Linked DNA regions of Homo sapiens: region 1 is linked to region 2. The links are chromatin contacts, found by Hi-C or POLR2A ChIA-PET in ENCODE. All regions are on one chromosome and are shown on one strand. Each heading gives the region's core, a stretch centred on a gene start or an enhancer-like site at or near the end of the contact. The rest is flanking DNA. Distances are from core to core; before and after follow the strand shown. Region 1 holds the start of PRIM1 (DNA primase subunit 1). Region 2 holds the start of SPRYD4 (SPRY domain containing 4).

What was found. A loop is a pair of places that touch in the nucleus more often than their neighbours do. ChIA-PET counts read pairs that join two places held with the same protein, here RNA polymerase II (POLR2A). Pooled maps may share reads with other maps.
Region 1: a loop to region 2 is called in a pooled map, with 6 times the contacts of the local background. The contact joins the promoter of PRIM1 here to the promoter of SPRYD4 in region 2. A Hi-C loop is called at or near these places in 6 of 50 pooled maps. POLR2A ChIA-PET finds 5 or more read pairs at or near these places in 3 of 52 experiments (H1, OCI-LY7 and WTC11).

What each region holds. Positions count from the first base shown.
Region 1 is chr12:56,751,024-56,753,723 of GRCh38, reverse strand. PRIM1 (DNA primase subunit 1) reads left to right here and starts at 1,401. Exons shown (of 13, transcript NM_000946.3): 1 at 1,401-1,528; 2 at 2,529-2,686. The coding sequence starts at 1,426. RefSeq lists a silencer at 1,465-1,759.
Region 2 is chr12:56,467,260-56,469,959 of GRCh38, reverse strand. It overlaps SPRYD4 (SPRY domain containing 4), which reads right to left and starts at 1,382. Exons shown (of 2, transcript NM_207344.4): 1 at 1,284-1,382; 2 at 1-921. The coding sequence starts at 1,368. The coding sequence ends at 383. RefSeq lists enhancers at 535-664, 1,085-1,134, 1,455-1,634, 1,645-1,714.

The sequences.
Region 1 (2,700 bases), core at 152-2,651, 280 kb before region 2:
TGTAGCAATGGGCCCAAATGCCTTAACTAGTATCCTACAGCTTCCTTAACAGCTTCCAACATAGGTCCAACCAAAGAAAGCCAAACACCCACCCCTAAACCAATCACATACCGCATCCTACTACTAGTTAGCCCAGGTACAGCTTCTCCATGCCAACAGCCTCCAATCAAAGAATACCTTGACGGCTTCCCTTTTTTATAAAGCTTTCCTACTCCTCTGCCTGCCTTTGAGTCCTGTCAAATGCAAGTGATGATGGCTGACTCCCTTGCTATAGTAAGCTCTGAATAAATAGCCTATGCTTTTCTCATTTGGTTATTTATTTCCACATATTGGATCTAGTAATTCATGAAATTCCATGAAGAACTAATTTCCAAAACTTTTTTTTTTTTAGACACGGTCTTTCTCTGTTGCCCAGACTGGAGTGCAGTGGCACTATCATGGCTCACAACAGCCTGGACCTCCCAAGCTCGAGAGATTGATTGCCCCCTCCCCCCACTCCCCGCCCCCAACCCTTCAGCCTCTAGGGTAGCTGGGACTACAGGCGCACGCAACTACATCTGGCTAGTTGTGTGTGGGTGCGTGTGTGTAGACAGAGATCTCACAATGTTGCCCCAACCGGTCTCGAACTCCTGGCCTCAAGCGATCCTCCTGCCTTGGCCTCCCAAAGTGCTGACGTTACAAGCATGAGCCACCGCACCTGCCTACAAACGTTTTTAAAAGATACTGGTGTCGGCCAGGCGTGGTGGCTCACACCTGTAATCCCAGCACTTTGGGAGGCTGAGGCGGGCGGATCACGAGGTCGGGAGATCGAGACCATCCTGGCTAACACGATGAAACCCCGTCTCTACTAAAAATAAAAAAATAAAAAAATAAAAAAAAATTAGCCGGGCGTGGTGGCTGGCGCCTGTAGTCCCAGCTACTAGGGAGGCTGAGGCAGGAGAATGGCGTGAACCCGGGAGGCGGAGCTTGCAGTGAGCCGAGATCGCGCCACTGCACTCCAGCCTGGGCAACAGAGCGAGACTCTGTCTCAAAAAAAAAAAAAAAAAGATACTGGTGTTATTTCTAAAACATCCAAAAAGTTCACGTGGAGCATCCTTTTTACTTCATCTTAATAACCTAAATCAATATGCTATAGGTCTCACATTTCCGGAGAAGATCCTCTTCCTGGAATGGACGCGGCCTTCTGCCCACAAGAGCGGTGGCCCTAGTGCCCGAACGCGTGGGCAGATCGCAAACTGCTGCGTCTCCCGCAGCCCCCGCGCGCACCAAGTGGGAACTACAATTCCCGGCGGCCCCGGCGGACTGCGGGCCGCCGGGTCAGACAGCCGACCTCGGCCATAAGCGCCTGCGCAGTCGCGGGGCCGCCGGCCGTGCTGTTCCCGCCAATTCCTGTGGTAATCCTTACCGTGGCGAGTTCCGCGCTCAATGGAGACGTTTGACCCCACCGAGCTGCCCGAGCTGCTTAAACTTTATTACCGGAGGCTCTTTCCCTACTCTCAGTACTATCGCTGGCTCAACTACGGTGGAGGTGATGGAGGCGAGGAATGGGTTCGGGAGCGGAGTGTGAGGAGGTTGGAGGCGGGGTGTCCTTAGAATGACAATATGAAGCGCCTTCTGTGCACCAGGCTTTGTGCCGCGCGCCTTCATTTGCTCTCTCGAGCCCGCCCCACCACTTCATAGGTGTAAATGGGCCGAGAGAGGATATAATAAGCCAGCCTGCGGCCACGCTGTAAAAAAAAAAAAAAAAAAAAAAAAAACAGAGCCGCCGCTCCTACCTCTGCGTGGTCAGGCTCACATTAGGTGCCCCGTTTACCTGCAGCGGTGCCCAGGGGGTTACTGGGGCGTAGCGTGAAGCTGCTGAGGCATGGTTTGCATCAGGAGCGGAAGAGCCTCTCTCAGAGGAAGAGAAATACTTTCTTCCTTGCAGCTGAATTTATTAGTGCGAATCGAGGAGAGAGGGGTGGCATTACATATTTAAAATATTTATGCATCTGTTTCATCTTTTGTACCGTTCCCTAGCAAATACGGAATGGTAACTGCTTTCAAATTAGGGACTAGGTCATGTGGATTTTGTTTTGTTTTTCTTTTACATCTACCACGGTGTTGAGCATAGGGGGCTCATTAAAAACATCTTCTCGGGCCGAGTGCCGTGGCTTACGCCTATAATCCCAGCACTTTGGAAAGCCGAGGAGGACGGATTACCTGAGGTCAGGAATTCGAGACCAGCCTGGCCAACATGGTGAAACCCCGTTTCTACAAAAAATACAAAAATTATCTGGGCATGGTGGGTCGCATGCCTGTAGTCCCAGCTACAGCCTCGGGAGGCTGAGGTGGTAGGATCCCTTGAACCCGGGAGGCGGAGGTTGCAGTGAGCCTTTATCGAGCCACTGCACTCCAGTCTGGGCGACAGAGCAGGAAGCAAGCAAGATTCCCTCACCGAAAAAAAAAACTTCTCATTGGCTAAAATTATAATGCCCTGAGCCAAATAAAGTAGCAAATTAACTTTAAAATGTACATTTATTTTGCAGTGATAAAGAATTACTTTCAACACCGTGAATTTTCATTCACATTGAAAGATGATATTTACATTCGCTACCAATCCTTCAACAACCAGAGTGATCTGGAAAAGGAGATGCAGAAAATGAATCCATACAAGATTGATATAGGCGCAGTATATTCTCACAGAGTAAGAAATCTTTT
Region 2 (2,700 bases), core at 133-2,632:
ACATGTGGACAAAGGGAGGGAGAGGTATCATGGTGATTAATAAATTCAAACAAAGCTGAATGATAAGACCCCAGGATGGAATACAGTCTGAGAAAGGCCTGGGCAAAGGGAGGCAGAGGGACTGAAGGAAGCAGGTCAAGGAAGATACACCCATGGTAGCCTAGGAAATTGGCAGTAGTTGGTGGGTGGGGAAAAGGAGGGTTTGGCTGTATGCCTAGCTTTCACAAGGTAGGGGATGAGGAAGATGATCATGATATTGCACAGAGGACCCAACACTGAATTGTGGGAGCTAGAGGTTGCTTGAGGCAAAGTAAAAAGGCTTCGGACACTTTCAAAAGGAGGCTGGCCAAAGGCGTGATTAGGGACTCCAGTAATGGACATACTAGAGGCCCTCGGGCACCTCAAGCCCTGAATGGGTCAGCAGCTCCCCATCCCAGAGAGCAAAGGCAGGCACCACTGGACCCCGGAAATCTGTCTGTAGCGTGTGAACCACAGAGACCTGGCTCACATCCACCAGGCTCAGCTTCTGGGCCTCATACTCCAGCAACAGCCCCACCTTCTCTGGCTGCCCAATACCCTCAACTGGGGCTTTCTCGTTGGCCAACATGGTGTACCACTTGCGCTGGGCATAGGTGAACACCCAGGAACGATCATCAACACCAATGCAGCTATCCCGGGACATGTCCACATCTGCCACTCCTATCCGGAACTGCTGGGAGCGCTTCACTGTCACTTCCCAGTAGTGTCTGCCACTGGTGACCGCTGTGTCTGCCAGCACCACTGCCCACTCCCGGAAGCGCTCCACATTCAAGGCCACCTTGGTGGGCTCCAATCCCACCAAGCCATATTTGACACCCGTATCATCTCTGAAGAGTGCCAGGCTGCTGTGGGCGGTTTTTTCTTCCAGTTTGAAACTGACGCCTGCGGGCAGAGCAAAAAGACGGGATAATAACAGGGGCTAGAACCCTAGGGCTGGTGATATATTCAGATATGAGGCAGGCAGCCATGATACACGAGCAACTAGGGAAGAGTCAGAATGCCAAGCGGGCAAGAGAGTCGCGAGGTCGCTTTACTACGGATAGCTCACGGAGCTGAAAAACTCGGATTGAGTAAGTCCCGGAATTTAAAGAAACCAAATGGTATCACAGGTTTGGAATCTTAAGACCAAGGCAGGTGGGGAAGGAAAAGACCCGAGAGGGTTGGAGTTGCTTCTCGGAGTGGGGTCTGGGAATAATAGACGGCAGCCATTCTGGAGGTAAAAGAGTAAAAAGAGATAATCCTACCTCTCTGGGCCTCTGTGGAGGCAACTCCCAATCGTTTGGCTCCCCAGCGGCACAAGCGCAAAGAACGTGCAAAAAGCAGCGCCATCTTGCGCCTTGGATGAACCGGGCACGCCTCCCGCTTACAGACACAGCCATCTGCCCGCCCGCTCCCCTAGCACGTGGTGCGCGAGGGGCGGCCGCGCAGTGTTATGACGTAGGCGACGCCCGGGGGCGGGCGGCCGCCAAGGTAGTGGTTTCTGTTCTGTTTCTGCCCGCGGTTAATGCTGCTTATTCAGTTTTTCTGCGTAGACGAACGCTGCTCACATTTGAACTACGTAAAACTTTTAGAGATATAGTGTAGCCAGATGCTTAGAAGTATAGATTTTAAAATTAGACAGTACTGTAATTAGCTTTGATCCCGGCTTCACTGTGTGAGTTTGGGCAACTCACTCCACTTTTCTGAGCCTTAGTGTTCTAATTTATAAAATAGAAATTATATACAGACCTTAGTAATAATTAAGTGAGAATAATCTAGGCCGGGCGCGGTGGCTCACGCCTGCAATCTCAGCACTTTGGGAGGCCGAGGCAGGCGGATCACGAGGTCAGGAGATCAAGACCATCCTGGCCAATATGGTGAAACCCCGCCTCTACCAAAAGTACAAAAATTAGCCGGGCGTGGTGGCGCGCGCCTGTAATCCCAGCTACCCGGGAGGCTGAGGCAGGAGAATCGCTTGAACCAGGGAGTGGGAGGTTGCAGTGAGCCGAGATTCTGCCACTGCACTCCAGCCTGGTGACAGAGCAAGACTCCATCTCAAAAAATAATAATAATTAATCTAGATATATATTGGCAAATAGCAACCATTGGGTAATTCACAGTTGTTTATAATTAATAGTAAATACATAAATACTGTTAATGTTGGTTTTGTATGTTCAAGGCTAGGAACGGATGGTTTAACTCAGCATTCAGTTTTCTGAACTTAACCAAGAGTAGCAATATTTTGGTTCAGGGTATGAGGTAGGAGATTATGGACAGCCTATATTGAACATTTCGATCTGCATTCCATTTTATTTTATTTTTTGAGACAGGGTCTCATTCTGTCACCCAGGCTGCATGCAGCACAGTGGCGCAAACACAGCTCACTGCAACCTTCATCTCCGAGGCACAAGCGATCTTCCTGCTTCAGCCTCCCATGTAGCTGGGACCACATGTGCACGCACCATGCCCCGTTAACTTTTTTGTAGAAACGGGGGTTTCGCTTTGTTGACCAAGTTGTTCTCGAATTCTCGGGCTCAAGCCATCCTCCCACCTTTGCCTCCCAAAGTGCTGTGATTACAGGTGTTAGCCACTATGCCAGGCCTACATTTTTTTAATCAGTCCACTTCTCAAGGTTCTGCTGGCCAGTGCAATAGCAACATACATCCCACCTCCATCCTCCTA